2 separate regions of the Homo sapiens genome follow, and region 2 is linked to region 1. Evidence: read pairs that join two places in POLR2A ChIA-PET (ENCODE). Cell type or tissue: IMR-90. All regions are shown on one strand. Each heading gives the region's core, and the rest is flanking DNA. Links, peaks and the distances in the headings are about the cores only.

What was found. ChIA-PET counts read pairs that join two places held together with the same protein. Peaks named below come from ENCODE experiments on the same cell type or tissue, not always from the same donor. Only the 100,000 strongest peaks of a DNase experiment are listed, where the experiment ranks them.
Region 2: POLR2A ChIA-PET joins it to region 1 with 11 read pairs; 2 of 35 experiments call an interaction of 5 or more read pairs at or near these places.

What each region holds. Positions count from the first base shown.
Region 1 is chr4:188,384,718-188,401,419 of GRCh38, forward strand. It overlaps the pseudogene ICE2P1. Among named protein-coding and RNA genes, the nearest start is that of LINC01060, 63 kb to the right of the region's middle. RefSeq lists an enhancer at 14,855-15,606. In IMR-90, for the core only: a CTCF peak has its summit at 6,839 (motif pointing left); no DNase peak of the experiment used is centred there.
Region 2 is chr4:188,287,949-188,304,650 of GRCh38, forward strand. No RefSeq gene overlaps it. Among named protein-coding and RNA genes, the nearest start is that of LINC02434, 140 kb to the left of the region's middle. In IMR-90, for the core only: no CTCF peak of the experiment used is centred there; a DNase peak (open chromatin) is centred at 10,113.

The DNA of each region.
Region 1 (16,702 bases), core at 6,484-10,483:
TTCTTCCCTGCTATATAAACCACTAGTTATAGCCAGTCAGGGAAATGGATTTGATACTAATCTCCCATCTCCTTTGCTGCAGCACTCCGTTAAATCCTTCTTCCTTGGCAATACTCATTGTTTCAGTGACTGGCTTTCTGTGTGGCAAGCAGCAGGACCTAGACTGAACCCCTGTGCTTTGGTAGCAACAGGAATTGCACTAAATCTGTAGCTTGCTTTGATTAAGATGGTCATTTTAACAATATTGACTGTTCCAATCTGAACATGGAATTTTTCTTTTTTGGTGGGTGTGTCCTTTTCAATTTTTCTCATCGGTGTTTTGTAGTTTTCATTGTAGAGGTCTTTTATCTCCTTGGTTAAATTTATTTCTAGGTACTTTATTTTTTTGTAGCTATTAAAAATGGGATTGCTTTTTTGATTTCTTCAGCTAGTTTGTTATTGGTATATAGACTTGCTATTAATTCTTATATGTTGATTTTATATTCTGCAACTTTACCAAATTCACTGATCAGTTCCAAGAATTCTGTGGTGAAGTCTTTAGGTTTTTCTCTATATAAGATTATGTCATCTGCAAAGAGGGACAATTTGATTTTCTCTTTTCCAATTTTGCTGTATTGTATTGCTTTCTCTTGCTTAACTGCCCTGGCTAGGAATTCCAGTACAGTGTTGAATAAGAGTAGTGAAAATGGGCGTTCTTGTCTGGTTCCAGCTCCTAGAGGAAAAGTTTTTCCCCATTCAGTATGCTGTCAGCTGTGGGTTTGTTACATACGGCCTTTATTATTTTGAGGTACACTCCTTCCATGCCTAATTTATTGAGAATTTTTTGTCATGAAGGGATGTTGAGTTTTATCAGGTGCTTTTTCTGTATCTATTGAGATGATCCTATGGCTTTTGCCCTTAATTCCGTTGATGTGATGTATCACATTTATTGATTTGGGTATACCAAAACATCCTTGCGTTTTTAGGACTAATCCCATTTGAACATGGGTGTATAATTTTTTTGATGTGCTGTTAGATTCAGTTTGCTGGTATTTTGTTCAGGATTTTTGCATTTAGGTGCATCAGGGATACTGATCTGTAGTTTTGTCGCTATTGCTTTTGTGTCCTGGTCTGGTTTGGGTAGCAGAGTAATGCTGGTCTGCTAGAAGAAGTTTGGAAATGATCCCTTCTCTTCCATTTTTTTGAAGAGCTTGTGTCAAATTGGTATTAGTTCTTTAAATCTTTGGGAGAATTCAGCAGTGGAGCCACCAGGTCCTGGGCTTTTCTTTGATGGGAGACTTTTTATGATGGCTTCAATCATATTGCCCATTATTGGTTTGTTGAGGTTTTCTTTTTCTTCATGGTTTCATGTTGGTAGGTTGTATGTGTGCAGGGATTTATTCATTTCTTCTAGTTTTTCCTATTTGCTGGTGGATAGTTGTTCATAATAGTCTCTAATGATTGTTTGTATTTCTGTGGTCTCAGTTGTTAGTCTTCTTTTTTGTTTCTGATTTTATTTATTTGGGTCTTCTCTCTCTTCTCTTAGTTTAGCTAACAGTTTATCAATTTTTGTTTGTCTTTTCAAAAAGGCAAGTTTTCATTTCATCGATCTTTTGTAATTTTTTTTTAGTCTCTACTATGTTTAGTTCTGCTCTGATCTTTATTTATTTATTTTCTAGTTTAAAATTTTGGGTTTAGTTTGTTCTTCCTTTACTAGTTCATTGATGTGCATTGTTAGATTGTTTATTTGAAATCTTTCTACTTTTTTAAAGCAGGCATTTATTTCTATAAATTTATTCCTGGGGATCAACTTACCTCTTTCTGTGTGGTGAGGAGTGTCTCTTGGGATGAGCCGATCCCAGCCAGGCTCTTCACTTTCCTCTTTATGCTGCCATCTCCAGTCTCTGTGCATCAGAAGGTCTTTATCACTTTCTTGCTGAATTCCAGTGTTTTCTCCTATACACTCTATTTGATGTGTTGTTTTCTAATTGTTTTGGTCCTTTGTGGAGTAGGAGAGCACTGGGCATCTCTTATCAGCCTTCTTGATGACATCTGGATAGGACAATATTGATCAATGATATATCTAGAAGCAATTTTGAATAAATAATATAGTGTTATAGGTTATAATTAAATATGTAAACCAAAAATAAATAAAGGAAAGGAAGAAAAACCTCCCTTTTTTTCAGAGGCAGGGAGTTTTTATTTTTGGCTTCTGTAATGGTATTTCACCAAGTTTTAAAGGTATTAACTTTATTAACCCGCAACATTCATCATTTTAAAGGCGTATATAGAAACTATCAAAATGGGTCAGAAACAAGGTTTGCGATACTCATAATTATCTTCAACAGTGGCAATATTTAACCTTTTGAGTCAATCTCAACAGATTGGCAATATAACATAATATATATTGATAAGTGTCATTCTTGATAAAAAATCAAATTATTTTTCTATTTACAATTTTTAGAAAAGGTTTAATGTAAAAATATTTTTCTTCTTTATATATTTCCCTGCCATGATAATGTTAAAACATATCAAGATGCTCCTCAAAGTTTAGGAGTGAACAGCATAACATTCCATTTTAGTTGAAGCATTCTTTCACATAGCCAACATATTTTTTCAAGACACTCTAAGAACTCGTGAGGATACTACAGGAAAAATGTTCCTCTTGCCTACTGAGCTTTTAGTCATATTTTCCCTCAAACTTTTCTAAATTAAACATTGTTATAACTGGGTTTGTTTTTTTTTTTGAAATTTAATTTTCCACGGTGCAGTCCTCAAGTTATTCTTTTATTCGGAGCCACTCCTTCAGTTTCAACTTGCTGAGCAGGCAAGCAACTGCTTTTGGTTTCTATGGAAACTGGATTCCTGTGGCTGCCTGTAGGTATTCTCGTTCCACCAACCTTTTGTTGTGTTGTGGTATCCAGTGATTTAGGTGGAAAAGTACAAGTTATTCTTCCATGATGGATATGATATGGTCATAACAGGCTAGGATCTAATCGGACCCAGAGAACTGAGAGACTGGAAGGTACATCAGGAAGGCTGCAATGTGTTTTATACAAATTGTATGCTGTCCTAGTAACTTTTCCATCAGAGGTCTTATGGATTGGGAGTGAAGAATCTTCTGCTGCCTGAGATAACAAGTAGGAACCCTCCTGCCAGCTACTTAATTTCTTTAGAATGTGTTGGAGAATGTTAAATACATTGGAAATCTTGAGTGCTGAAAGCTTTTCTTTTAATGCTTCTGAGGTAATTTCTTCCAGTAGAAAAAGCTTTGAAGTAAATGCATCGATATGGCCAATGTAAAATATCTGTTGGAATGCAATCAACTTCCAGTCCACAAGCGACAACGTTCACTTTCAGTCAGAGCTTCAACTCCATAACCAGCTTGATTCTCTACTTCTGGTAGTACATAAACTGGAAATTGTTTTCCGATTTTCTTCTGTTTCTTAGAACGTGGTCTTGTCTCCATCCTCCGGACACTGCAGCACATGAGTAACAACAGGTCTTGCAGGCTAAATAACTTATGAATAAAGTTTCCTTCCTGAGGAGCTAGGTATTCCGACGTATCTTCAACATAGTCCTGAAGTTCATATGGCAATCGTCCTTTTGGCTTCTGAAATGCAGAAGGCCATCCAATTTCGGCCAACTAGAGGCATCTGAAGGGACAGACCGTTGCTCAGAAACAGAGGGCTGTTTAGAATTTTCTAAATTCATTAAGGGCAATTTGGGTACTTTTCTGGAAATTGGCTTTAAGAGCTCATCCTGCATTTTAAAAATTTCTCCAACAGGATCAAATTTTTTATATACTCATTTGATAGGTTTTTTTAAAAAAAAATACATGACTTGCCAGGCGTGGTGGCTCACGCTTGTAATCCCAACACTTCGGGAGGCTGAGGAAGGTGGATCACCTGACGTCAGGAGTTCGAGACCAGCCTGACCAATGTGGAGAAAGCCCATCTCTACTAAAAATACAAAAAAAAAAAAAAAAATGGCTGGGTGTGGTGGCGCATGCCTGTAATCCCAGCTACTTGAGAGGCTGAGGCAGGAGAATTGCTTGAACCTGGGAGGCAGAGGTTGCAGTGAGCTGAGATCGTGCCACTGCACTCCAGCCTGGGGCAACAAGAAAGAAACTCCGCCTCAAAAAAAATTAAATAAATAAAAAGTAAAAAAATAAAAACACATGACTCTTCTGGACTACAAGCAGTATTAGTCTGGTTTTCTGCAGAAGCCTGTCCTGAGGAAGAATTTGGGCTAGCTGGTCAAGAATTTAAGTTGGAACCCATGACAGCTGTCTTTCCGTCACTATTATTTTTACACTCTGTATCAATAATTAAACACTCCTTATCTGTATCACTGCTGCAGAGAACTGTATCTTCAGTTTTAGCTGCTTCTGATGTCACAGTCTTTTCCTTTGAGTTGTCTAGGTTTTCCAGAACATTGGGTCTTTCAGCATCAACATGTACCATATCTATAGTCATATCATATTTATTAGCAGTTTCAATTTCCTGAGAATTTTCTAACTGTAAGGCATCAGATGTTTTCAAGTCACTATCTTGCCTCGAAGACTTGTCAGTATTTGATACCTTTTTGCCACATGATTCAAATCCCTGGTCATCTTTATTTTTGCACTCTTTAGGGCCACCATCCATACCAGTGACCAGTTGTTTCTCCTTTTGCGACTGTTCAATGAGAATCTGAGATAAACTTCTAGAATTAGCAGAAATGTCTGGTGCACTTGGTGCCACAGGTGTAGTTCCTGCTTTGGGGGCTGTAGGAGCATCTGTCACGTTAGTTACTGTGGAAGTACTTGCTGGACTTCTTGGCTTTGATGCTTTGGTGGTGGTTACTCCAAAAGTTTCAAGTTTTGTAACATCACCATCAAAATCCAGATACAAGTTTTCAAGAGTCTCAGTGTTTTGGCACTCACTACTTCACAGGGCATGTCCATTTCAGATATAAACTCTTCAAGGATAAACCTCTTTTCTATGCCTGGTGGGAGAGTCAAAGATCCCTGTTCTTAAGGATGTAAATATATACACAGATAATATAGTTATTGAATAACTTGGGTTTGAGGGAAGTAAAAATAGTTGTTTTCTAGCATAAAAGTAATTCCTTTTTCAAAGCTTCAAATTAATTTTGGATCAGTGGGAGGATCATTTTTAAACTTAATAAATGAGTGAAAGTCCAGTTAAAACAGAAGAATAAGAACAGTTCATTTTAAGTAGACTCTCACAAGCTTGGTCAAATCAAATGCTCTAGGACCTTCTCGTATATTTTAGGATACTTTACTTGTATTTGGGAGATGATTCCCCAGGAGTATTTCATATATTCACATGTGGTGTAAACAGAGACTCTGGCAGCTTTTCTTTCAAATGATCTTTTCAAGGATATTGCCATTGTGAACAGCTTTGGAAGTTAAGGTAGCTTTTCCCTCTGTGGTAGAGGGCAGGTTTTCTTGGTGTTTAGGAAAATTAAAATAATGACTACTTTTAGGACAAAGTTTGAGCAAACTTACTTGAGGTCTGATATGGTTTGGCTGTGACCTCACCCAAATCTCATCTTGAATTGTAGCTCCCACAATTCCCATGTGTTGTGGGAGATACCTGGTGGGAGTTAATTGAATCATGGGGGTAGGCCTTTCCCATGCTATTCTCGTGATAGTGAATAGGTCTCATGAGATCTAGCGGTTTCACAAAGGGGAGTTTCCCTGCACAAGTTCTCTTTTCTTGTCTGCCGCCATGTGAGATGTGCCTTTTACTTCCAGCCATGATTGTGAGGCCTCCCCAGCCATGTGGAACTGTAAGTCCATTAAAACTCTTTCTTTTGTATATGCCCAGTCTCAGGTGTGTCTTTATCAGCAGCATGAAAACAGACTAATACAAGGTCCATTATAAATGACTGGAGTTTCCTAAGCTCCAGCTTCCATAGCTATGAAGAAAATCCACTCAGTATACAACTTTTCCCTTTTTTAGCCTAGGAGTCTTGTGTCTTTTGCCAACATCCATGAAACAATGATAATGTAACTCATTAGATTGCAAGTAGAGTAAACCTCAGACCCTTTACAATTAAGTGTTTCTCCACAGTTTACATGAAATTGAAAAATGAAGGCACCAAGAATTTGTTTTTTTCTCCTTACACACACATCTGGGCTTTTACAATTGTAGGGACCAGCCCCACAGGGTCGGAGGGTTTTTCTCCCCGTGTGCGGAGATGAGACATTGTAGAAATAAAGACACAAGACAAAGAGATAAAAGAAAAGACAGCTGGGCCTGGGGGACCACTACCACCAAGATGCGGAGACCGGTAGTGGCCCTGAATGCCTGGCTGCGCTGTTATTTATTGGATACAAGGCAAAAGGGGCAGGGTAAGGAGTGTGAGTCATCTCTAATGATTGACAAGGTCACATGAGTCATGTGTCCACTGGACAGGGGGCCCTTCCCTGTTTGGCAGCCGAGGTGGAGAGACAGAGAGAGAGAGAGGACACAGCCTACGCCATTATTTCTTCATATCAGAGGTTTTTAGTACTTTCACTAATTTTGCTACGGCTATCTAGAAGGCAGAGCCAGGTGTACAGGATGGAACATAAAAGTGGACTAGGAGTGTGACCACTAAAGCACAGCATCACAGGGAGATGGTTAGGCCTCCAGATAACTGTGGGCAGGCCTGACTGATGTCAGGCCCTCCACTAGAGGTGGAGGAGTAGAGTCTTCTCTAAACTCCACCAGGGAAAGGGAGACTCCCTTTCCCAGTCTGCTAAGTAGTGGGTGTTTTTCCTTGGCACTGACGCTACCGCTAGACCACAGTCCACTTGGCAACGGGCGTCTTCCCAGACGCTGGCGTTATCACTAGACCAAGGAGCCCTCTGGTGGCCCTGTCTGGGCGTGACAGAAGGCTCGCATTCTTGTCTTCTGGTCACTTCTCACTATGTCCTGTCTCTGTATGGCCTAGTTTTTCCTAGGTTATGATCATAGAGCAAGGATTATTATAATATTGGAATAAAGAGTAATTGCTACAAACTAATGATTAATGATATTCATATATAATCATATCTATGATCTATATCTAGTATAACTATTCTTATTTTATATATTTTATTATACTGGAACAGCTTGTTGCCTTGGTCTCTTGCCTCGGCACCTGGGTGGCTTGCCGCCCACATGCAATAGCTTTCTAGCTATTTCTTCTGTAGCATATAAGAGTTCAGCAAACATTTACTGGGTCCCAATCTTGTAACAGATACTCTTATAGATCCTAGAAATCCCAAGATAAATAAAACATGATTCTTGACCCAAAATGCTTCCAATGAATAGAAGAAACAATGCATAAAGACGCATGACACAGAAACAGTATTTTTCCTTCCTTCTTTCCTTCCTTCCTTCCTTCCTTTCTTTTTCTTTCTTAGATTGGGTCTCACTCCGTCACCCAGGATAAAGTGCAGTGGCACAGTCTTGGCTCGCTGCAACCTCCGACTCCTGAGTTCAAGTGATTCTCCTGCCTTAGCCTCCTGAGTAGCTGGGATTACAGCCGTGCACCACCACGCCCGGCCAATTTTTTTGTATTTTTAGTAGAGACGGGTTTTGCCATGTTGGCCAGGGTGGTCTCCAACTCCTGACCTCAGGTTATCTGCCTGCCTTGGCCTCCCAAAATGCTGGGATTACAGGCGTGAGCCACTGTGCCTGGCATAAACAGTATTTTTCATAGCATGGGATATAAGTGACGACAGCAACAGCAACTTTTTTTTTTTTTGAGATGGAGTCTTGCTTGTTACCCAGGCTGGAGAGCAGTGGTGTGATCTCGGCTCACTGCAACCTCCACCTCCCAGGTTCTAGCGATTCTGGTTCCTCAGCTTCCCCAGTAACTGGGTTTACAGGCGCCCGCCACCATGTGCCAGCTAATTTTTGTATTTTCAGTAGAGATGGGGTTTCACCATATTGCCCAGGCTGGTCTCAAACTCCTGACCTCATGATCCACCTGCCTTGGCCTCCCAAAGTGCTGGGATTACAGGTGTGAGCCACCGCACCCAGCCAATGACAGCAACATTCAAGGGGTGCTCTGAGAGCACACTGAGGTGCACTTAGCCTGTCGTGAAAGTTCAAGAGATGGTTCTTGAAGTTGATGGTCACTGAATGCGGTTTTGCAGGAGATTGAATTTGAAAAGCTACCTTACCTTCCGAGGCTGTTCCCAGTGCAAATATCCTTGAAAAGATCATTCAAAAACATGTGAAAAGAGTGTTTCTGACGGAAGGACATATACAGAAACATAAAATAGCATGATGTGAATCAAGGAACTAAACACCAACTGCTGTTACTAGTTTGTGGAGTTCCTTGTGTGGAGCAGTAGGAAGTTGAAGCTGGAGTTTGCTATGCATGCTGCGTTAAGGAACTCAGATTTTAGCCTTTATGCCAGTTGCCTCCAGACTTTTTTTTTTTTTTAGATGGAGCCTCGCTCTGTTGCCCAGGCTGGAGTCCAGTGGTACAATCTCGGCTCACTGGAACATCCGCCTCCCAGGTTCAAGCAATTCTCTGCCTCTGCCTCCAGAGTAGCTAGGACTACAGGCGCCTGCCACCATGCCCAGCTAATTTTTGTATTTTTAGTGGAAACGGGGTTTCACCCTCTTAGCCAGGCTGTTCTTGAACTCCTGACCTCGTGATCCACCCACCTCGGCCTCCCAAAGTGCTGGGATTACAGGCATGAGTAGCTGGCCTTAGGCTTTTCTGATTATACATTTATTTAGTAAAACTTTCTCAAGCAGTCACCTCTAATATATCTATATGTATTTATAAATTTCTCTACACGTTGTATGGTCTCCCCATATATTAAATGTTAGTATTTTATTTTATTTTATAAAACGAAATAAAAATAGATAAAGTTGGCCAGGCGAGGTGGCTCACGACTGTAATCCCAGCACTTCTGGAGGCCGAGGCGGGTGGATCACGAGGTCAGGAGATGGAGACCATCCTGGCGAACACGGTGAAACCCCGTCTCCACTGAAAATACAAACAAAAAAAAAGAAAAAAGGAAAAAAAAATTAGCCGGGCGTGGTGGCGGGCGCCTGTGGTCCCAGCTACTCGGGAGGCTGAGGCAGGAGAATGGCGTGAACCCAGGAGGCAGAGCCGCAGTGAGCCGAGATTGTGCCCCTGCACTACAGCTTGGGCGAAAGAGCAAGACTCCGTCTCAAAAAAAAAAAAAATAGATAAAGTTTCTCATATTTTCTTCTACACCTCAACTGATTGTCTTTCTCACTCTCCTTGAGGGCCACATTTAGTCTGCTTGCAGGTGCTAACACGGGGAATGATGATTTGGTCAGATTCATGTTTTCAATCACTCCTCACAGTGGAAGATAAGAGTTGAGGGATGCAGGATTCAAGGAGGGAAGTGTAGGAACCAAGATATTATGATGGATCAAGCAAGAGAAAGTCAGGATCTGACTGAGAGAGCAGGCATGGAGTGAAAAGGAGGGCTAAATTTGAGAAATACCTAGGTAGTAGAATTGGTACGATCCGCCCATTGAGTAGGGGTGGGGAGTGGCTCTGAGAGGCCGGAGTGAGGCCTGAGTGAAGGGATGGGAGAAGCAAATCCATTGAGTAGGGATGGGGAGTGGCTCTGAGAGGCCGGAGTGAGGCCTGAGTGAAGGGATGGGAGAAGCAAATCCATTGAGTAGGGGTGGGGAGTGGCTCTGAGAGGCCGGAGTGAGGCCTGAGTGAAGGGATGGGAGAAGCAAATCCATTGAGTAGGGGTGGGGAGTGGCTCTGAGAGGCCGGAGTGAGGCCGGACTGAAGGGATGGGAGAAGCAAATCCATTGAGTAGGGGTGGGGAGTGGCTCTGAGAGGCCAGAGTGAGGCCTGAGTGAAGGGATGGGAGAAGCAAATCCATTGAGTAGGGGTGGGGAGTGGCTCTGAGAGGCCGGAGTGAGGCCGGACTGAAGGGATGGGAGAAGCAAATCCATTGAGTAGGGGTGGGGAGTGGCTCTGAGAGGCCGGAGTGAGGCCTGAGTGAAGGGATGGGAGAAGCAAGTCCATTGAGTAGGGGTGGGGAGTGGCTCTGAGAGGCCGGAGTGAGGCCGGACTGAAGGGATGGGAGAAGCAAATCCATTGAGTAGGGGTGGGGAGTGGCTCTGAGAGGCCGGAGTGAGGCCTGAGTGAAGGGATGGGAGAAGCAAATCCATTGAGTAGGGGTGGGGAGTGGCTCTGAGAGGCCAGAGTGAGGCCGGACTGAAGGGATGGGAGAAGCAAATCCATTGAGTAGGGGTGGGGAGTGGCTCTGAGAGGCCGGAGTGAGGCCGGACTGAAGGGATGGGAGAAGCAAATCCATTGAGTAGGGGTGGGGAGTGGCTCTGAGAGGCCGGAGCGAGGCCTGAGTGAAGGGATGGGAGAAGCAAATCCATTGAGTAGGGGTGGGGAGTGGCTCTGAGAGGCCGGAGCGAGGCCTGAGTGAAGGGATGGGAGAAGCAAATCCATTGAGTAGGGGTGGGGAGTGGCTCTGAGAGGCCGGAGTGAGGCCTGAGTGAAGGGATGGGAGAAGCAAATCCATTGAGTAGGGGTGGGGAGTGGCTCTGAGAGGCCGGAGTGAGGCCTGAGTGAAGGGATGGGAGAAGCAAATCCATTGAGTAGGGGTGGGGAGTGGCTCTGAGAGGCCGGAAGGGATGGGAGAAGCAAATGGCGCACATTGTGTTTCGGTGACTGAGAGAATAGTGGTTATGTTTAATGAGACAGAAGATTCAGTGGATAAGCAGATTTTAGTGGTGGGTTCAATTAAGAAATTGACCTCATCTTTATACAGATTCACTTCCTTTTAATTTTCTCTCAACACACTCATCCAAAATTTGGTTGTGTTGTTTTTCTGCTGAACAACCTGTATTATTCTCCTTTCTTTTCCAAATCTCCACATTTTGGCCCAACCCGTGTTCCATGGTGAATTCAGACAGTAAAAGAAGCAACTGTTTTTCAAGTGCCTTCTTTGTTATTTATAACACAATGCTTTTTATTCCAATTTTGTAGTTGACTTCTTTTCTCTAATAGATTATTGTTTAGTCATTGCAGATCCTGTTATTCTTCCCAGCAAACAACCTCAAAGTTTCACTGGCTTACAATAAATAAAATTTATTTCTTGCTTGTGTAATTTAATTTTATTTCATGTACTTTTATCCCAATGTACATTTCAATTTGGGACCCAGACCAAAATAGCCATTCAAGTGCGAGGGGTTTATTTTGTAGATGATCCGAAAAGAATAGGAAGTGAGATAGGGAAGAAAATAATGACAAAAAAGGCTTTATTTTCAAGGGCGTTATCACTGTGGACAACTGGAGCTTAATCCTACTGCGGAAACCGAGAAGCCAGGGTAAAATGTGTACCTGAGTAATCCCACCCGTGGGCCAAGGTAATTGTAATATTTACACACCAATTTCCATCAGCCATTGGTCGTGGCTGTACCTATGAGTGATCACTTTCCAGCATTTCAGGCCTAGAAAAAGTAGCCAAGGAGGTTTCAGAGTCAGAGAAAGCCCTCGTGCAGAAAATGTACATGCTAGCATTTACAAATCAGTCAGGTATGCATCGATGTGGTTAGAGTAAAAGGACATAGAGAGGAATCCACTAAATCCATCCAGGAATAAACAAATAAAATAGGAAAAAAAAACCCACTGTTGACATAAGTTAATACTTTTATTTTACCACTATTTCTTTCTTTAGCCCTTTTATTCAGTTACGGCTACTTGTGTACATTAGGTAGGTAGTGTGCAAATTTTACAGTATGCATTAACTCAAATTCTATATTTGTAGTAACTAAAACACGCCTTATTTTTCATCTCTATGCTATTCCCTCCCCTTTCCCCAGTTTCTCTGTGTATGAAGCTCGACTGACTTGTCAAAAGCTCCCTAAAGTGATGTTTTTACAATAAAGTCTCTCCTAAACTTCAGTTAGGATCAATCACTCTCTACTGGCTGCTCCTGTAGAATTTTATCTGTAGTTTTGTTTTGTCATCTTATCACTTTATAATATTATTTACAATCTGTCTGTTAATGTATTGTGCACAGGGCTGGGCGCAGTGGCTCACACCTGTAATCCCAGCACTTTGGGAGGCTGAGGTGGGTGGATCACGAGGTCAGGAGTTCAAGACCATCCTGGTTAACACGATGAAACCCCGTCTCTACTAAAAATACAAAAAATTACCCGGCGTGGTAGCGGGTGCCTGTAGTCCCAGCTACTCGAGAGGTTGAGGCAGGAGAAAAGCTCACCAGGAGGTTGCAGTAAGCCGAGATCGCGCCACTGCACTCCAGCCTGGGTGACAGAGCGAGATTTTGTCTTAAAAAAAAATATATATATATATATATACACACACACACACACACACACACACATATATATATAGAACACCTTTAAGATGATTTGTGTCTTACTTCTTTTTACTTATCCCATGATTGTCACAATAAAGGTTTGCTCACATCATAAGCAAATACCTAAATAGACATGCCTGATTTTCTTACAATTATGGAAGTGAATCTTACTTTGAAAAAAAATCATAAATGCCCCACATTTTTCAATGTGCTTTTGGACATTTCTTAATAACTATGTTTTTATAATATTATATATGTTAAGGCACTTACAATTTTAATGTGTAGTTATATGTAAAATCACATTGTATCGAGTAAGCATTATCAAATAATTCTTTATGATGAAATTAATTTATGAGTTTCTAATAAATACTACAGTATTGTTGGCCAGAAAGCACTAATGAAAATAAATTAAAGGTATTGTTTGTTACTTTAAAGGCTAGGAATTTCTAATATAAAGAAATGTAAGGAATAGTTCATAATTTAAGAACACAGCCACTTCAAATTGTAAAAAAGAATTATCTATTGTTAAAGCGAACTAAATATGGCCTGGGAAGGACTCTATACTTCTATACTTGAGTCCTTGTAGAGGAACCATAACCTAACTTAATAGGACAACAAGATTGAAAACCTAATTTAGGAGTATGTACGTGGAACAATCGCCAGTCCAGCAGCCATACTTCAGCCACTCACACACTGCTGCGTGTTCAAACTGTGTTCGAGTAAGGCAAACTTGTAACCAGTCCAGTTGTTTGTGTAACTCACTTCCGATTTCTGTACATCTTTTTCCTTTTTTTGTCTACAAATTTTCTTCCACGATGTGGCTGTGCTGGAGTCTCTCTGAATCTGCTGCGATTCTGGGAGCTGATTCACGCATCATTCATTGCTCAAGTAAACTCCTTTAAATTTAATTCAGCTGGCCGGGTGCGGTGGCTCACGCCTGTAATCCCAGCACTTTGGGAGTCTGAGGAGGGCAGATCACCTGAGGTCAGGAGTTCGAGACCAGCCTGACCAACATGGTGAAACTCCATCTCTACTAAAAATACAAAAATTAGCCAGGCGTGGTGGTGCGTGCCTGTAATCCCAGCTACTTGGGAGGCTGAGGCAGGAGAATCGCTTGAATCCGGGAGGTGGAGGTTGCAGTGAGCAGATATCGTGCCACTACACTCCAGCCTGGGCAACAAAAGCAAAACCCGTCTCAAAAAACCCAAAAGTTTAATTCTACTGAAGTTTTTCTGTTAACACTGTGTTATTATTTTATCTTTTGATGAAAGGCAAATGATATAAACAAGAACTTGGAATATTTGTGAATAATGTATAAATAAATAGTTTCTGTTTATTCTCTGTATTCTGTTAAAAGTTTTTGCTCTGCTCAATATATCTGGCCATAAAATTCTTTTAAATCCTGTATAATTTTAAAAGCAAATTTGATGCATGTGCAACTTATTTTATTTTATTTTTTTTGAGGCTGTTTGTTACAATGGAAATTGCCTTAACAAGTCTCATGTGGCACATGTGGTGCCCAGAGCATTCTGAAAGTTATGGTTTTGAAAGCAGTCGTTGTGGCGACATTGTCCTAATTAAAGTTCTCGGGCAGTTTTGCCGACATTCAAAACCATCTTCCATTTTTATCCTTTTGTGGTAATATTTATCATTTATAAAAAGGAATTCCAACACCTCTTTTCTATGTATAATCTCCCAACGTTCCTGGTCAAAGCAGTTTGCTCCCAAATTACCAGAAGTGGTCTCGTTGCGGCAGCAGAGCTCCCCTGGTGCACTTCTACTCACGGGTTTGTTGAACGTGTAGCTTTACCCACCTTGAGGCAGAACTGCATGTGCCCGTGTTGGCGCTGACGCATGATGTGTGGTGCACGGATGGAGCAAAGGTGAATATCTCCCCACAGCAGACCTCCGAGGTTCATAAATTATTTATCACATACTTCAGTGTGCTGCCACAGTGATCAGGGCCAGTTTCCAATATGGAGACAAGAGCTCTTTAATCACGCTCTTCCCTGCAAAAGAAAAAGATTGGCATTTAACAGAGAGCTGTAAGACAGGATAGGGATGTGACTGCAGGGAAACCTCCACTTGGAATAGGAGTCGCTGGTCAGTTCTAGACCCAATGGCATGGACTTATGTAGTAATAGTAGTAAGAGTTCCTGAAGATAGTTTCAATCTATTGCCAGCATTCTGTAGGTCTTTATAACAAGCAGGAAATGGATACACATGTCTCTGTTCCATAATTAGAAAAGTATCACCATTTTCCTGGGACAAAAATATGTAAGTTTAAACATTTTTAGTGCCAGGTCAGTAGTCACGATTTACCAACAGCATTTTTTATTTTAAAAATACAGTTAGTGACTACACCATTGGCTAACAAACTGAGACTTAAAGCATTCTCTAGATGCAAATGCTACAAATAAATCAAATTATTAGGCATATTCACTAATACTTACAAACTTAACTTCATATATAAAGCAAGGTAGATCACCAGTGTGGCCATGCAAACAGGGTTTGAGGACTTCAATATTTAAAGCAAGTTAGTCCAACCCACAGCCCAAGGGCCACATGCAGCCCAGGATGGCTTTGAATGAGGCCCAACACAAATTAGCAAATTACTAAACTTACTTAAAATGATGGGATTTTATTTTTTGCCATTTTTTGGTTTGTGTGTTTGGTTTTTAGCTCATCAGCTTTGTTAGTGTTAGTGTATTTTATGTGTGGCCCAAGACAATACTTCCAATGTGGCCCAGGGAAGCCAAAAGATTGGACACTCCTGATTTAAAGGGAAAAGGGAGGGCAGATGAAGAAAGAGGATAAAAAAAAGAGAGAGAAGGTAGACAAAACAGGAAAGTGGTTAGTCTTTGGAGGCTTTGATTAGCACTTACTGAATCTACATTTTACATGTGAAAGGAGTGGGTAGCGAAACAGTGAATTATGCATAGTGCTCAGTGCGTCTGCATTTTTGCATAAGATAAAGTAAACATAGAGGAGGTGCTCAAATATGCATTCCTCTCAGGTGAGCCAAGGGATGCCCTCTAGGCCTGTCTTTGTCAAGGTACCGGTGAAGATAAGCTGTTAGTTTACATTGTCAAGGTGAAATAGAACAGCGTTCTGTTTTAGGGTAAAGCTCTTGGGGCCCACGAGGAATTTCCTTGTGAGCAATTTGTGAAGGAGGCCACCGGGGGAGACATGTGGCCTTCTGTCTTTGCAGCTATCTACTTAGGAACAAAATGGAAGGCAGTTTTTGCATGATGCAGTTACTGAGCTTCACTTTTCCCTTTGGCATAGTGAGTTTGGGGTCCTGAGATTTTTATATTCCTTTCACAGCCTCACTATACTTGAATTAAAATACAATCTACATGTTAAAACTGACCACATCATTCTTTCCTGTGTGTCTTCAAAGGATTTAAGGCCCATCCAGATAATCCAAGATGATCTCATTTCAAAGCCTTAATTATATCTTTGATGACTCTTTTTCCAAATAAGGTCTCAATTAGAGGTTCCTGGAATAAGACACGGACTCATCTCCCTGGGGGCCACCATTCAGCCTGATCCGGAAGGAAGGCCATGATTTCAGCTCTCTGGGATTTGAGACAAAGAGGCCCCTTTTCTTTCATTTTATCTTTTCATGTCTCTTCTTGCCATGTACCCACATGATTGAGTGTGGGCTGAGGGTGAATCCAAGAAGGGCTTTGTTTTGTGGTCAGTACAGGCTTTGGTCCACAGAGACAACAATACTTTCAATACTCTTTTGTTCTGCCCCAGAGGAGCTCAACACAGAATTGCCTAGAACAAGAAACTGGGTAAGTGTGCTTGGAACATACGCTTGTCTTCTCTTCTTTGGACTCTTGATTGCAACACTCATCTCTGCCTGGATATTCACATGGACTTATACTCTCTGTCTTTTCTTCTGTGTGTCTTCTCTTCTGTATGTCACTGAATGTTGGGCCCACCTGGATAACCCAAGATGATCTCATCTTGAGGTACTTAATTATATCTGCAAATAACATTTTCCTAAATAAGGTCACAGGCATAGTTTTGGGGGACTGGGACATGGATATATCTTTTTGGAGACCATGATTTAACTCACTATAGGCTAAATTCTCAGCCCTAAAAGGGGTCCTACACAAAGTGAGGGCACTCAATGGAAAGAAGGGCTCTGAGATGTGAGATAGGAACATGTGAACAGAACCTTCAACCCACAGATTCCCCTGGACTATCAGGTCCAGGAGAAGAGACTCCTTCCTCTCTCAGGTTGAGACTCCCACGGCCTGGAGATTAGGCAAAGCCTCTGTTCGATCTTTGCATGAAATTAAGTAGTCTTAGTGGTCTATTGCAGGGGTCTCTATCTGTGATTGACCTTTACTTATTTCTTGCTTAATGTACTAT
Region 2 (16,702 bases), core at 8,222-12,221, 95 kb before region 1:
GGAAAATCTCAAGTGCGAGTTTATTCCTATTAGATCCTTTTAATTTGTGGAAGAAAGTACAGTCTTAATTGCATGAACATTATTATCATTAATTAATATTAATCAACCAGATATACTCTCCCAATTTTTCAAGTATTTTCTGCACTCTTTATAATCATTGATGTTTATCACTGGCCTAAGAAGTGAAACACAAACCTGCAACATCAATTAAGAGATGATGGATTATGGCCAGGCGCCGTGGCTCACACCTGTAATCCCAGCACTTTGGGAGGCCAAGGCGGGCAGATCATGAGGTCAAGAGATGGAGACCATCTTGACCAACATGATGAAACCCTGTCTCTACTAAAAACACAAAAATTAGCTGGGTGTGGTGGCGGGTGCCTGTAACCCCAGCTACTCGGGAGGCTGAGGTAGGAGAATCACTTGAACCTGGGAAGCAGAGGTTGCAGTGAGCCGAGATCGTGCCACTGCACTGCAGCCTGGAGACAGAGTGAGACTCCGTCTCGAAAAAAAGAAAAAGAAACAAAGAGATGATGGATGATATAATAGTAGAAGGATCAGTTATTATGAGTGGCAAACATGAAGGAGCTGTGATGGGCCATAAGAAAATGTTAGCATTTATTTAACACCGGTCTAATGATCCCCACCTGGCAAGCATAGGCAAGTCTTCATTTTCACTTTTAATTTACCTGGCACATACATTCACTTATCATACTGTGAGATAATCATAGGTTTATACATCTGTACTTCTATTGATATAAGTTCTGAAATAATTAAGAACATTAGAGATGGGGTGGTGATTTTTAAAAAAAATTAGCATTCAAAACTAATTCTAGACTAGTTCTCATATATTAGGCATTCACCTTTTAAACAAATAAAGGAACAGATAAATAAATGGAAATGGAAAAAAGAAATAGGGTAACAGAAATACATAGTTCAGGGGCCAAGGTGTAGGTCTATGAATATAAAATCAGTGTTTTCACAGTTTCGTATAATTTAATAAATTTGAAATAGAAACCACATAGGGTGCTACATGAACTTTTAAAATTAAATGTACAGTCTCTGATTTGCAATGGTTTGATTGAGGATTTTTCAACTTTGCAATGGTGCTTAAGTGACAGGCATTGAATAGAAACCATACTGCGACCATTCTGTTTTTCACTTTCAGTAGGGTCATTAGTAAGTTATATGAGATATTCAGCCCTTTATTTACACAAAATAGGCTTTGTGTCAGAGGATTTTGCCCAACTGTAGGCCACTGTAAATGCTCTGACCATATCTAAGGTGGGCTAGGCATGGTTGTGATGTTCTGTATGGTAGGTGTATTCGTGCACTTTCCACTTAGGTTATTTTCAACTTAGGATGGGTTTAATGGGGAGCAGGGGGTGCACACAACTCCATTGTAAGTTGAGGAGAATCTGTGTTCTGTTTTCAAAATCCATATGTTAAAAATGATTGATGTCAAATAGGCTTCCAAAACATACTCTAAAATAGGCAAATCCGCTGAAGTATGGAAAGAGCACGACACAGTTTTACTGCACATTCCCCTGGAAACCTTTGTCTGAAATTTTCCAAATATTCAAAATAAGGTATTATAAGTTCTCTGGAGAGGGATTTATTTTTAGGAAAAGGCTGTCATTGCTTGTGGAGTCCATATTCATAAGTGGTTTTTGTATTTGGTATTAATTCCTCTATACTATAAGACCCAGAAAGACATGTTCTGTAGGGTAAGTATACTAACTCTGATACGGTTTCTTTCAACAGATTGTTCTCAATAATTAAAATGGCAACAATGACAACAGAAAAATCAGATATGAATAGACTCTATGTCTTCTAGTCTTTATCACAATAACCTGATATTTTAATCCTGTTAAGTACTATATTATTCCAGAGTATACAAAGAGAAACAGTGGCGGTGTGTAGGCGGGATAGATTAGGCTGGTATAAACTCTTTTCATATAAATGTATGCATTGACGTGCAGGCATTGTGATGCTTCCTAAGTCAATTCAATTAAAGTCATAAAAACTTCACAAAGCTGACCACACCTGTCAAAAAAATGTCAACGCTCATCAGCCTTCTATTTCTTCTTTTTTTTTTTTTCTAGCCTAATTCAGGCCACTCCCCATTTTAGGAATTTCTAGATTGCAAGACTTAAACTTAATGATTTCACTGAACTTTGCCTATTATAGTACATTTTCCTTCTTTGTGTCAGAAAGGCATATAATTGTGAGAAATGTGATTTAGAATAAGGGAGAGCAGTGATTTTTAATAAAAAATAACATGATCGATTCCACAAAATACAACACCATTTCAGAGAGCTTGAAGGTATAATAAAATTCTAGAGTGAATAATTATATAACGGCTTATGAGCTTTCACAAAGCAAATGGTAATCAGGCTAAGATAAATTAACTAAGATTAAGAAATACCAGATTATTAACTACTTTTTAAAATAGTCTTTTTAGACAGGAAGATTTGGAAAATGCTATCAACATGTCATATATGAATTTCAATAAAAAATGTGACAAAGACATTCTGGGGAGTATTTTGGGCAAGCTAGTGACTTGTAGATTGTATAGTCACCCACGTGAATTTGTAATTGACTGAAGGCCTTCTTTCACAGATGCTGCTGCTGGTTCATGGCTGTCCTGGACAGACGCCTGCAGAGTGTGCTCAGGCCCATGTGTTCAGCCCTGCCGTGCTCACTATTTCATGGACTGGTGATCGAAAAAAGAGATGGAGCCACTCTAATGAGATAAAACAATAGGAACTGTATAGAAACAGAGCTGGGTAGATGGAGTGTAAGAGTGGTACATGTGGCCGGGGAGGTGGCTCACGCCTGTAATCCCAGCACTTTGGGAGGCTGAGGCAGGTGGATCACCTGAGGTCAGGAGTTCAAGACTGGCTTGGTTAACATGGTGAAACCCTGTCTCTACTAAAAATACAAAAATTAGCCAGACATGGCCAGGTGCGGTGGCTCATGCCTGTAATCCCAGCACTTTGGGAGGCCGGGACGGGTGGATCACGAGGTGAGGAGATCAAGACCGTCCTGGCTAACACAGTGAAACCCCGTCTCTACGAAAAATACAAAAAAAAAATTAGCCAGGCGTGGTGGCGGGCGCCTGTAGTGCCAGCTACTCGGGAGGCTGAGGCAAGAGAATGGCTTGAATCTGGGAGGCGGAGCTTGCAGTGAGCCGAGATTGCACCACTGCACTTCAGCCTGGGCGACAGAGGGAGACTCTGTCAAAAAAAAAAAAAAAAAAAAAAAAAAAAAGGAATGGTACATGTGAAAAGGACTTATAGCCCCCCCGCTTTTATTCTTTTGTAATTTTGTAATTTATATTTACAGATTGTCCTTTTCTTTTTTTAAAAAAAACACTTATTTAAGGATAAGCAATCTGTTTGCTTGAACTGGCAGTGTTGTAGAAAGGTTCCAGTAAAGAGCGTTTTCCTCCAGTGGAGCTGACTTTGTGCTCAGTCTTTACACCACGAAAGTAAGGGTCATGTGGTTGTGGTATCTGGGGAAAGAGAAAAATGTCAAATTCAGACATAGCTCCGTAACTTGAACGTAACTTCCTCTTTTAAAAATTATTTTTAATATAACATAGTTTTCTGTAAAATAAAGTAAAAATATTAATAATAGTGGATTTAATGTCGAGCAGGATACATAATTTACACTATCTACAATACTTACCCACTGATAAACTCCACACGATTACAACTGATTCATGAAAATGAATAAATAAACAATTCAGCTCAGTTGAGTTAGAAACATTTCCAAAATTAAATGGAAGGCAAGTGTTATAAGCAAACAAAAAGTGTTACATGAAAGTGAGGATAAATCTTTTGCAGTAAATTATTAATAGATACCCATTTTTTATTTTGAAGATTGAAATACTACCACATTTTAAATATAGTAAGTTCAAGCACAATTTAATGAGGAATAGTCAATAATATTCAATATAACTATAAAACCAGTGATGTATAATAACTGGTACATAAAATTCTAATACAGAGTGTTAATTTTTTTGGTAAAATATAGTTAAACAACAATCATATTAAATCAGATTGGCATTACCTACAGTGCCAATTCTTTCCTGAGTTAGAGGTTAAATAAACATGTGATTGAGAATTTCAAGTTGAATCTAAGGACAAGAAGTTAGTCTCGCCCAGTTGTGTTGACACAATCTGGCCAGATGGGCTGGCTGGAACTGGATTTGACAAAAAGTAGTGGGGACTGCTCCAAACCTCCGTGTATGCAGCAAAAGGTTAAAAATGCGTTTCAAACATTTCTGCTGAATAAAGTTAGAAACGAGCATACTGTGTCTCGAAGTCGACATTTCCATGAAGATGAAGGAGGCATTGAGTGCCTGTCCGCGTGCCTCCATGGCCAGTGCATTGAAAGGAAAGTTACACCTTTGAAGGGAGCTGGTGGACCTTTGGCTGATTATAGAATACAATCATGGCGACTCACAGAGCCACATAAATTAAAATAGGAACTGCCTGGATGGTTGTTTAAAACCTCCAGAAAAATACCTCAAAGGCGAGATGTTAAATGCTTGAATCAGACATCTCTTGTTATAAGTGAAATCTCTGTTCCTGCTACATTTTAGTAACATTATTGCAGGAATTTGGTTAAGTGTGGATGCAAAGGACAGTTGTATCGTTAAACAGGGCTAACTACAGTTGCAATATTTTAGACAAAGGATCACGTAGAATCAGAACCTGGATTTTTACATACTGTGGCCTTATCTGCAGTCCATCTTCGTGTTTGCTTGCTTAGCTTTCACAGAAGTAAACTACATTTCTAATAAGGGCTCATAAATTTGATCATAAATGTATTTTCTTTAAGAACTTCGAGACTTTCATTGGCAATTGATTATTTATTTTTCGCTGATCTTATGGCCACACTTATTTAGGTGACATTCTTTAACCTGATTTGTGAATTTAAACTTGGCAATTAAAAAGCGGAAAACAAAACACAACTTTGCATTAGATTGGGTGTAGTGAAGTCTGTGGGTTAGCCCATATGTAACTTTACCTTTCACACTGAATTTATGTTTCTATTTCTGAATAATTCAGTAAATCTATATAAATTATGTAAATGACCAATACCTGAAACACAAGCTAAACCTACACAATAGATAGTCACACACACATATATACATCTGAAATGTAATGAATAATTCAAAATTTGAATTGTAAAAAGCATTACAGAATAAATTTCAATGACAAGAGATTTGATCGACACAGCAAAATAGGTCACCACAGTCAAAAGTTTGCCCCCATTTAATGCTGGTGCCTGAGCCGTCCTAACTGGTCCGTGAAAACTTCGACAGAAGACCATGCTTCTTTTTATTTGCTTTGAGCAGTGCGTATATACCTGTCTTGTACTTTTTACGGACAGTTTCAGTTAGAACCACTTTGATACAAGAATACTACTGAACATTTACATTTTTAGCAGAGGTGCTTTCTTTTCTTCAACCAGCAACAGGCATAGCTGCTGCAATGGTTCTCTCTCCAAGGTAGCTGGAGCTGGCGCTTCCAGGAGGGTGGGGATCAAAGCTGCGAAGAGAAACCTAAAGAACTGGTCTCAGGCTCTTGCCCATGTGAAGCATAAAAGTAGAGAGAGGAGGCCGGGTACGGTGGCTCACACCTGTAATCCTAGCACTTTGGGAGGCCAAGGTGGGCAGATCTCCTGAGGTCAGGAGTTCTACAGCAGCCCGGTCAACATGGTGAAGCCCTGTCTCTACTAAAAATACAAAAAAATTAGCCAGGCATGGTGGTGGGTTCCTGTAATCCCAGCTACTCTGGAGGCTGAGACAGGAGAATTGCTTGAACCTGGGAGGCAGAGGTTGCAGTGAGCCGAGATCATGCCACTGCACTCCAGCCTGGGTGACAGAGTGAGACTCCATCTCAAAAAAAGAAAAAAAGAAAAAAATTTTAATCAGATGCCATGTACACGGAGAACAGAAGCTTGGAGCAAAGATTTAGAAGGGGCTAATTTATGTCTATTCAGGGTAGGCACAGAAGTTTTTTGGTAAGGTGCATTACTTCTGGCAGAGCTGTATATTGTAAAGTAGACAGAGGATGATGTGCTGTGTGAAGAATAAGGTTTCCCAGTGGTCATGGTAGAAAATAATATAACAAGTAAATGAATGTTATCTTCAGGTTGAAGGAAATTTTTCATATGGCTTTTTTTTTTTTTGAGAGAGAGAGAAGGGAGCCTTGTTATCTTTCCCATGCTTCAGCCTCCTGAGTAATTGGGATTACAGTCACCAGCCACCGTGCCCGGCTGAATGACTTTTTAAAAGCTTTCCATTTAGATCACCATATTATTTATACAGTGTTGGGATGTTCAAGTAAATTATCTCTTTGCCTTTTCTTTTTTTTTTTTCCAATGAGATAAACTTAACAATGCAGAGCAGGATTTCTTTAGTCTTGGTGGCTTACCCTAAATCATATTGCAAATGAGGTGCATTTAGTTTGTCTTCAGCATAGCATGTTTACCACCTGAGAATGATAATGAAGCAGCAAATAGTTACTATCTACTGAGGGTGCAATACACTGACTATGCCATGTGTTGAGTTCATTCATTCCTCCTGACCCATGGAGGGGTAGAACATTTCAGTAACTTAGACTGTAGGATTCGAGGTCTTTAACATTAAAGTCATTGCTCCAAACTCCTATATTAATAATTGCAAATTGCTTATTCACACAATGATTTACAATTATTAATATTCTTTGTTCCTTTGCTTTTCCCGCAAATACTTATCAAGCATCTTTTCTATGGCAGGCACTGTTTTTTAGGGCACAAACATTGCCCAAAGTCTTTCCCCTTGTTTTGTGTATGTTCTAAGGGGGAAACAGACAATACAATATGTATAATGAAGAAGCAAACAATAATAAGACACAAGGTCAAATACTGTTGGTAGTAGCGCAGCTGTGAGGCAGATATACAGTATAGCGGATATATAATATAGCAGTTTGCTATATTAAATAGGATTATTTAGGAAGGTGACATTTGAGCAAAGGCTTGAAAGCCACAGACACTCTTCATGATGCTAGAACAAGATTGAAAACAACCCCTTCCTTCCTGTCAACTTACCTATCCCCAGGCTGCTATGGGTATTGGAGGACATGCTACCATTGCCATACTCCTGGGACGCAGTGACAGGATAATAGATGTTGAAGTGGTGGCTCTTTACCCAAACAGAGCATTTACATTTAGAGATCTGGGGCTAGATATGTCAGGCAATATTCCCTATGGTCTGTCTGACTGTGCGGTCCTGCTGTTATTGGGGTAGGCTAGTTCCTTGGTGTTCATGTTGCATTTGCCTCTCTTCCGAATGCAGTATCAGTGCCTTATTCCTCTTTATATACCCATGTCACCACTTCCACAAGCCCAGTATTTATGCCAATGCATTGCAGAAAAGTACTAAGTAAATTTTTAGATATTGCAAAAATGTTTTTTATTTTCAAGATACATCTTTTTACAAACATAATACTTTTAGTGAAAATTACTCACGAATGGCAACAAGAAGAATCAAATTGTACTGGCAAACATAAAATGCTTTAGTTTAATCAGACATTTGCTAGTGTTGTCTTGTTTTCTGGTGCCAAGAAGAAACCCTTAACATGCAAGAGAAAGTGAAAAAGTCTAGGGGCTGAGACCATGTGAACAAACGTCTTTCTGTCCTCTTTATGGTGAATTAAACTTTGCTCCTCTGACAGGCCAAATACAACTAATTCCATATTGGGCTGCTTTTTCCTATGGTAAAGCATGAAAAATCTATCCATGAATCTATGTATAGTTATAAGTTAATTCAGGCACATTGTTGCCTTAGAATGATGAAATACATGCTTACGGAAAGCAATCTATTGGTTGAGACTAGGAAAATGCTGGCTGGAGCCCATGCTGTCTGTTGGAAACGGAGCTGTGGAAATTGCCAGCTCTAAATGAGATAGGAAATTTGTTGATTGGTTTGTTGGATTTCTTTTTCTCCATTATTTTCCAAAAGAAGAAGCAGGCATGAATTCTGGCAATTTTCTATTTTTCCCTTGCTTCCCAGATTTAGCTCACTGATTGCATAATTTTCTTACTGCTCATTTTTCAGGAAAGTCCATAGGCATTAGCCACTGCCTTTTGATGCCAGTATGCATCAGAAGGCAGTGGCTAACAGGGAGTGTGTGTCATTTCCCCGGGGGCCAATCAGCTCAACTCAGTCACATGGTAAGTCAGTTGAAAGGAGGCAGTGGGAATCATAGATATGGGTGATATTTTTTTTTCCTTCCCATGGTGCTCAGAGGGCACAAAGGAATTCTAAACAACCATCTTATTAGTTATAAAAAATTTTTCACCTCTGCAGACCTTCACACTACACTTCAATGACACTATTAATTTCTCTTAATTGAACAGGTGCAAACCTTTATCCTGTTTTATATTAATAAACAGGTTTGAAACCTCTTTGTTTCAAATATACCATTTAAAAATTAGTGCTAATGTTTAGTTATGATGGTCTCTGCTGTAACACATTCATGCATCAAGCAATTAGTCATTTCCTAGTGTGCACACTGTATTGTTTTAACCTCCAAAGAAGAATCCAGATTTGCTCCCAAATCTAGAAACATGGTCAGATGCACCACTTGATGATGAATACAAAATCTTGACAATTCAATTTTGGTAAACAGTAAAGAATGTGTATATGCCACACCTATGGAACATATCAAGTAAGCTGACATCAAGGAGCACACAGCTAATATCCGAGCACTTAACAATAAACACTTTCTAGTGACATTTCTAGGAAATCATACAAAGTAGGAGCATGGGTCAAAATGATTAGAAGGCAGCCAGGAAAGTCTTCACACTGGCATCATAAATTTTATTCTTTATATACATTTCTTTTTCTAGTTGCTAAAATTAGGAAAGCTGGTAGAAGAAGAATGGGAAAATTGAAGGTAAATAAGTGATAGAGTGTTTATTTACAACTGTGCCTAAGTTCAAAAAAAAAAAAAAGAGAGAGAGAATTGGTTACCTGTGAAACTGTTACCTACTCATCTGGGACAGCTGCCCTCTGGTTTCCTTCAGAACTCTACAGAAAAGACTGACTTAGACAAATGCTTGTTTGGAAAAGATTTTTCTTTCACCTGGCAGCTTCTTTGCATTGCTACTGCATTAATCTTTTTCCATGCCTGTTTTGTTCTCATTTTTTGTTTGTTTGTTTTTGAGACAGAATCTTGCTCTGTCACCCAGATTGCAGTGCAGTGGCGCGGTCTCAGCTCACTGCAACCTCTGCCTCCCGGATTCAAGTGATTCTCCTGCCTCAGCCTCCCGAGTAGCTGGGATTACAGGTGCCCGCCACCATGACCAGCTAATTTTTGTGTTTTTAGTAGAGACGGGGTTTCACCCTGTTGGCCAAGCTGGTCTTGAACTCCTGACCTCAGGTTATCCACCCACCCCAGCCTCCCAAAATGCTGGGATTGCAGGCATGAGCTACTCAGCCCGGCCTCATGTGGATTCTTTGGACTCCAGATTCTCCTCCTTCAATCCAGTTTTATATATGCAACCACCACACATAGCTTTCTCAGGCAGAGTTATAATCACATTCCTATTTTGCTTGGAAAACTTTGCACAAATTTGAAACTAGTACATGCACAAGGTTTATAAAGATGTAAAAACAAATATATAGTTAGAGTATAATTAAAGGAAGAATTTATCAAATAGCAACTAAGATTAGGTGATGTGACCATATGAGTACTTTTAAAATGTCGTTTGAGTTTTCATATTTATCAAATTCTCTAACAAATTGGTATTAATTTAGTAATTTAGTAATCAGATACAAAATGTTATAAATATATTTATAACATAATACTTTTTTTTCTGGCTCTTTCTCTTATTTTGTACACTAAGTGCAGTAAGATGTACCCGAGGGTTTCTTTCAAGTCTTGGGTCTTTAAAAGATCAAGCGACGCTTGGGAGAGGACAGGGAAAATAAAATATGGACTGAGTAGTGTAGATGCTCAGCCTAGCATTCATGAGGTTTTTAAAGTTTCTGCATGATTCATTCCAGCTCATGAGCTAAACTGCTACATGACACATTAGAACTGAAGGACTCACTGGTGCTGACGAGTCTGCCTGGAGTGTCCTTAGACATCGAAGCGGTGTCATGGTGATAGGAGAGGCTGGTCAGGGAACCCAGACTCTTGGCCATTTCTTCTTAAGAACCATTGCTAACAAGAAGCTTTGATCAGCTGCAGGGAAGCAACTCATTCCTGGGGAAAGGGCATGAAAAGAACCAGGAACCATTTGAGAGCACAACTTAACAGACTGACACTTAAGAAAAGGGTTGGAATCTTTTTTTTTTTTTTTCTTTGAGACAGAGTCTCACTCTGTCACCGAGCCTGGAGTGCAGTGGGGCGATCTCGGCTCACTGCAAGCTCCGCCTCCAGGTTTCAAGCCATTCTCCTGCCTCAGCCTCCCGAGTAGCTGGGACTACAGGCTCCTGCTACCACGCCCGGCTAATTTTTTGTATTTTTAGTAGAGATGGGGTTTCCCCATGTTGGTTAGGCTGGTCTCCAGCTCCTGACTTTGGGTGATCTGCCTGCCTTGGCCTCCCAAAGTGCTGGGATTACAGGTGTGAGCCACCGTGCCCGGCCCGGCTGCTGCCACTTTGCACCCTTATCTCTTTCACACTTCCATTGAGAAGCGTGGCTATGAGCCTGTGATTGGACCTTCTCTGAGAATCCAGCGAGTGGGCACTGGAGAGGAGGAGGTGGGGGACTGGACACCCCACTGCAACACTTCCCCAGCTCCTGAAGTGGGTTGCTGTGTCCATTTGGAGAGTTAGAGAGAGATCTTTCCCAATAGCCCTTCTCTACCATCTAATGCCTTTCTGTGAAGAGATGGGAATCTATTTTAAAAACTTGGTCCGTTTCTTCCTCTTCAGATCTTCTGAGTTGACGTTCCCACTTTGTGAGTTTACTGAAAGCAAAAAACAAAAAACAAAACCCAAACAAAAACCTATCACAATCAGCTTTTACTCAAAGGTAGTTTGGGGAGTAGTTAGTCAAAGGATGGAGAGTTGGACAAAAATCGTCCTATGTCCCAGGCACTTAGGGGGAGACTGCAGGTCTTTCTCTAGGCAGTCACACATCACAGCTTTCTGGGCAATCTGGGTCTGGCTTCTTACTTCTGCAGTGCAGATATAGCAGAGGGTCCTGTGCTATGTGTTGTGATCACTACATACTGTGATCCCAGTATCCCCAAATGGGATTACTCGACTGCTAGGCAAATAGCACTGGGTCCTTTAATGATGGGGTGTTGACACACGTAGTGTGATGAATCCCTCATTGCTAACCTTCCAAGAGGAGGTATTGCAGTCCCCTGCTGGCTGGATTTCAAGTGTTGGAAAAGCCTAGGATTGACTGCGGCAATTGCAGCGCTGGGTAGAGTTCAGTGGGTGGAAGCCGGGAAGATACCACATCGTTAAAGGCATATTCATCATCTTAAGAGCAGGCAGCCCCGGGGAAGAGTGTATTTCAGTTTTTGATAGTTTGTCAAGGCACAGTACAGTTCCTTTGTTTGATAATCAGTTCATTTTCCTAATTCAAAAGGCCAATACCAGGACGAAAGACATCTGAGATGGAAAGTAGAACTTGGTTTCAGCGTGTATGTGTGTTAAGTGCATGAGAAAACCTGTAAGCTACATGTCACTCGGAGTCTTCTTTTAACCTTAACATTCACTCTGTTTCATATTGTCTGTAAAGTTCAATGCCCTCTTCAATAATTCTGCAAATCTGTGGATAAGAGTGTGTGTGTGTGTGTGTGTGTGTGTGTGTGTGTGTGTGTGTGTGTGGAGGGGATCCATATGATTAATTTCTGGGCCCTCATTCTGGTCTCTGTTACGTTCTTTGCTGTTATTCCTTTATCTCTACTCTAGCATTTATGTGTATGTTTAACTCACTCCATTCCTTGATTTTTCCACCAAAAACAAAACCAAACCAAATAACCAGAGTCCTTTGTTTAATATAACTATGCCTTTTTTTTGATCTCGTGAGATAGAGGAGGATTTTTATCACTGGGATGTGAACGACTGTTCTAAGGAGGGAAGCTGTCCAGTCCTTCAGAGTGCCCTGTTGTCCTCTGCCGCTCCCATTTTTCTCCTGTGTGTGCCCTGTTCCCTCTGCTTCCTCAGATTCTCCTCCTCAGTTACTATCAATTTGTAGAACAGCAGGCTCAATTATTTTATTCGCTTCCTGCTACCGTATTTGCAGAGTATCACCTTTCACCCCAAACAGCTTATTAAGATAATTTCCACAAAGGATAGCAGGATTCCCAGTGCCAGCTTTTAAGATAATTACTCAACAATCCTGACACCTGATTTTTTTACAGGCTTGACGACATTGTAATGAAGTCCATTCTACTTAGAATTTCAGTAACAAAATCTTCTGGAACTGCCTTCCCCGATTACAGTTCCTGTTTATCCCCCAAACACCCAATTTGCCCCCATCCCTCCTCCTTCTTCCCTGCTTAGTGGTAGAGCATGCCCACACCTCCCTTCCTCTTTGGAACGGATGAGACACGGCCAGCCCTGGTTTTCCTTCAATCAGCAGTGTGGAAGCAGATCATCCTAGCTCTTAAAGGCTCTCTCCCTGGCCAGCAGACATATCTCAAACTGACTGAACGCTCTTCTTCCAGAATGTGCTAAGGACTGTCTGACATTCTTCCTTAAGGCTGAACCATTATTCATTTTTGAGAGTCCTGGAATTTGGAAGATAAACTCCCTCCTACTCTAGCTTTTGGGACTCCTTTCTATTTGGCCACTCAGTAGTATAACTGTACAAAAGAAATAAACAGCTAAAGTTGAGTGGCTTTTTCTGAGTCACTTCACAGGTTCAATAAAGATGCATCATTCCATGTCTTCCTCCATTTGGGCTGCTGTAACAAAATATCATAGATGGATGGCTTATAAACAACAGACATTTATTTATCACAATTCCAAAGGCTAGAAGTCCCACATCAAGGCACTGGCAGACTTCATGTCTGGTGAGGGCCCATTTCCTGGTTCATAGACAGTGTCTTCTTGCTGTGTCCTCACATGGCAGAAGAATTGAGGGGATCTCTGGGGTCTCCTTTAGAAGGGCACTAATCCCATTGAGGGGCCCCACCCTTGTGACCTCATGTAACCCAAATTACCTCCCAAAGGCCTCACCTCTATCAAAATGGGGGTTAGATTTTTTTTTTTTTTTTGAGACGAAGTCTCACTGTCTCCTAGTCTGGAGTGCAGTAATGCAATCTCAGCTCACTATAACCTCCACCTCCTGGGTTCAAGCAATTCTCGTGTCTCAGCCCCCTGAGTAGCTGGGATTACAGGCACGTGCCACCACACTTGGCTGATTTTTGTATGTGTGTGTATTTTTAGTAGAGATGGGGATTCACCATGTTGCCCAGGCTGGTCTCAAACTCCTGACCTCATGATCTGCCCACCTCAGCCTCCCAAAGTGCTGGGATTACAGGCATGAGCCACCGCGCCCAGGCGGGGGTTAGATTTTAACACAGTCAGTCTACAGCATGCGGTTTTCTTTTCTTTTTTGTGGGGGGACAGAGTCTCGCTCTGTTGCCCAGGCTGGAGTGCAGTGGCACGATCTCGGCTCATTGCAACCTCCGCCTCCCGGGTTCACACCATTCTCCTGCCTCATCCTCCCAAGTATCTGGCTCTACAGGCGCCCGCCACCACGCCCGGCTAATTTTTTTGCATTTTTAGTAGAGATGGGGTTTCACCGTGTTAGCCAGGATGATCTCAATCTCCTGACCTCATGATCCGCCTGCCTCAGCCTCCCAAAGTGCTGGGATTATAGGCGTGAGCCACCGTGCCCAGCCCATGCCTTTTTCTTATTCATTGTGAAGACTGAAAACAGACGAATAACTTGCTTTATGTCAGTATCTTTATTTCCCTGTCAGTGTATTCAATGACACAGAAAATACTTGATTCCATAAATGCTCCCACAGAAAAACACTTCATGCAAACCTTCCTCTCCATGTCTTCTGTCCATTGGAGAACCCAAACTAAAGAATGTCTCACACGTAGTTCTGCACATTCCTTCCCATTAGCCTAGTTGTTTCAGATGAAAATTTAGAAGACAGTGTAGGAGGCGGGAGAAGCCAAGAAGGAAGGAATCTGCATTTGAAGAAGGGTCATATGCATAATCACGAATAGCTATTTGGATTTGATAAAGAACTGCTATTGTGTTTGGATATACAGAAAATAAATGTTTGGAAATATAGAATATACACACCCAAACATATATACACACACATGTTGGACACATATTGGACTTTGTTACAACAGCTACCTATACCTTTACTGATACAGATCTCACTACTTGCCAGGCACCTGGTTCTAGGCCCATTAAGAACTGTCTCAGTGACCTCAGTGGGGCCCCTCATCAATGGCTGCCATCTAGGTTGAGCACTCTCGGCTGAGTTCCCAGTTTCTGTCATTCACGGTCCTTCCTCTTCAGGGATGCAGCCACCTTGCAGAATGCTATAGGGGCGTCAGGCACTGGCCTTGACATCGAAGCCTCTGTCTTCTTGCTCTCCATCTCTTTGAGTTGGACCACTCTCTTCTGCTTAGGAAGTACCAGGCTCTCTGCTCCCTCTTTTTCCCAAACCAAACCAAACCAATGTGTTTTTACTGCCGATGGATAGGCCTGCCACTTAGAACAGAAACATACCTTAGCTTCAGATCCTGTTGTCATATGAGTTTGTAGGTTCTAATTGAATATAAAAATTCAAATTTCTTTTACATAAAGTATCTCTCTCTCTCTTTTTTTTTTTTTTGATGGAGTCTAGCCCTGTCGCCAAGGCTGGAGTGCAGTGGTGTGATCTCGGCTCACTGCAATCTCTGCCTCGTGGGTTCAAGCGATTCTCCTGCCTCAGCCTCCTGAGTAGCTGGGACTACAGGTGCGACCCTTTACACCTGGCTAATTTTTGTATTTTTAGTAGAGACGGGGTTTCACCATGTTGCCCAGGCTGGTCTCAAACTCCTGACCTCAGGTGATCCAACCACCTTGGCCTTCCAAAGTGCTGGGATTACAGGTGTGAGCCACCGCACTGGGCCTATCTCATGTTTTTTTGTTTTCAGCTAATTATTATTACTTTAGAATCACTGTGTGAGCTAGATGAGAGACATCTTCATATTTTAAGCAATTGCAGTTTCTGGCTTAGCGCCTCCATTCATTCAGCAAACAGCTTTTTAGCCCTGGTTTGTGCCAGGTGCTGCTCCAAGTGCTAAGGATATGGCATGGCACAAGGTGCATGTGACCCCCAGTCTTGCAGCGTTGATGTTTAGCATTATAATACAATAATTGGCTGAACTTGAGGTTTTAAGAGATGAGGGTGATGTTAAGAGATTTATCTTTTCACTGTTTCCAGTTCCTATTGTAGCAGTAGGAACAAGAAAAGTATGAATATCTCAACAGTTAATCCTGTTATATGTAGCTATAAGGACATTGCTACAATTAATAGATAGCTTAGAAATAGCAGGAGAAAGGACGGGCATGGTGGCTCCCGCCTGTAATCCCCCAGCACTTTGGGAGGCTGAGGCCGGAGGATCACGAGGTCAGGAGATCAAGACCATCCTGGATAACACATTGAAACCCTGTCTCTAATAAAAATACAAAAAATAGCCGGGCATGGTGGCGGGCACCTGTAGGCCCAGCTACTCGGGAGGCTGAGGCAGGAGAATGGCGTGAACCTGGGAGGTGAAGCTTGCAGTGAGCCGAGATCGTGCCACTGCACTCCAACCTGGGAGATGGAGCGAGACTCCATCTCAAAAAGAAAAAAAAAACCACCACCACAACAAAAAACAACAAAAAACAAAACAAACAAAATACAAAAATTAGCCGGGTGTGGTGGCGGACACCTGTAGTCCCAGATACTTGGGAGGCTGAGGCAGGAGAATAGCTTGAACCTGGGAGGCAGAGGTTGCAGTGAGCTGAGATCGCACCACTGCACTCCAGCCTGGTGACAGAGCAACACTCTATCTCAAAAAAAAAAAGAAAAGAAAGAAAAGAAATAGCTGGAGAAAGCAGAACTGATGTGAGAAACAATAGATTCTAGAAACTAAATCTAAATTTGCAATAATTGCTGCAATTTATTGAGCAAGTACATATTAGATGGCTAAGTTTATATACACTCTCATCATAACAGCAGCTCTAAAAAACTGGAATTATTATGCTCATTTTACACATGATAAAACTAAGGTGTAGAAAGGTTAAGTGGCTTGCCCAAGGGTACATAGCTAATAGAAGGACATTTAAAATCAAGGTTTTTTTTTTCTTTTTCTTTTTAAATTTTATTTTAGATTCAGGAGTGCATGAGCAGATTTGTTACAAGGGTATATTGTGTGATGTTGAGGTTTGGGCTGCTATTGATCAAGTCACCCAAATAGTAAACATAGTTCCTGATAGAAAGTGCTGTAGCCTTTGTTCTCTTCCCTTCCTCTCTCTCCTCTTTTGGTGTTGCCAGTGTCTACCGTTTCCATCTTTTTCATCTTTTTTTTTTTTTTTGAGACAGAGTCTTACTCTGTCACTCAGGCTAGAGTGCAGTGGCGCGATCTCGGCTCACTGCAACCTCTGCCTCCCGGGTTCAGGCAATTCCCTGCCTCAGCCTCCTGAGTAGCTGGGACTACAGGCACCTGTCA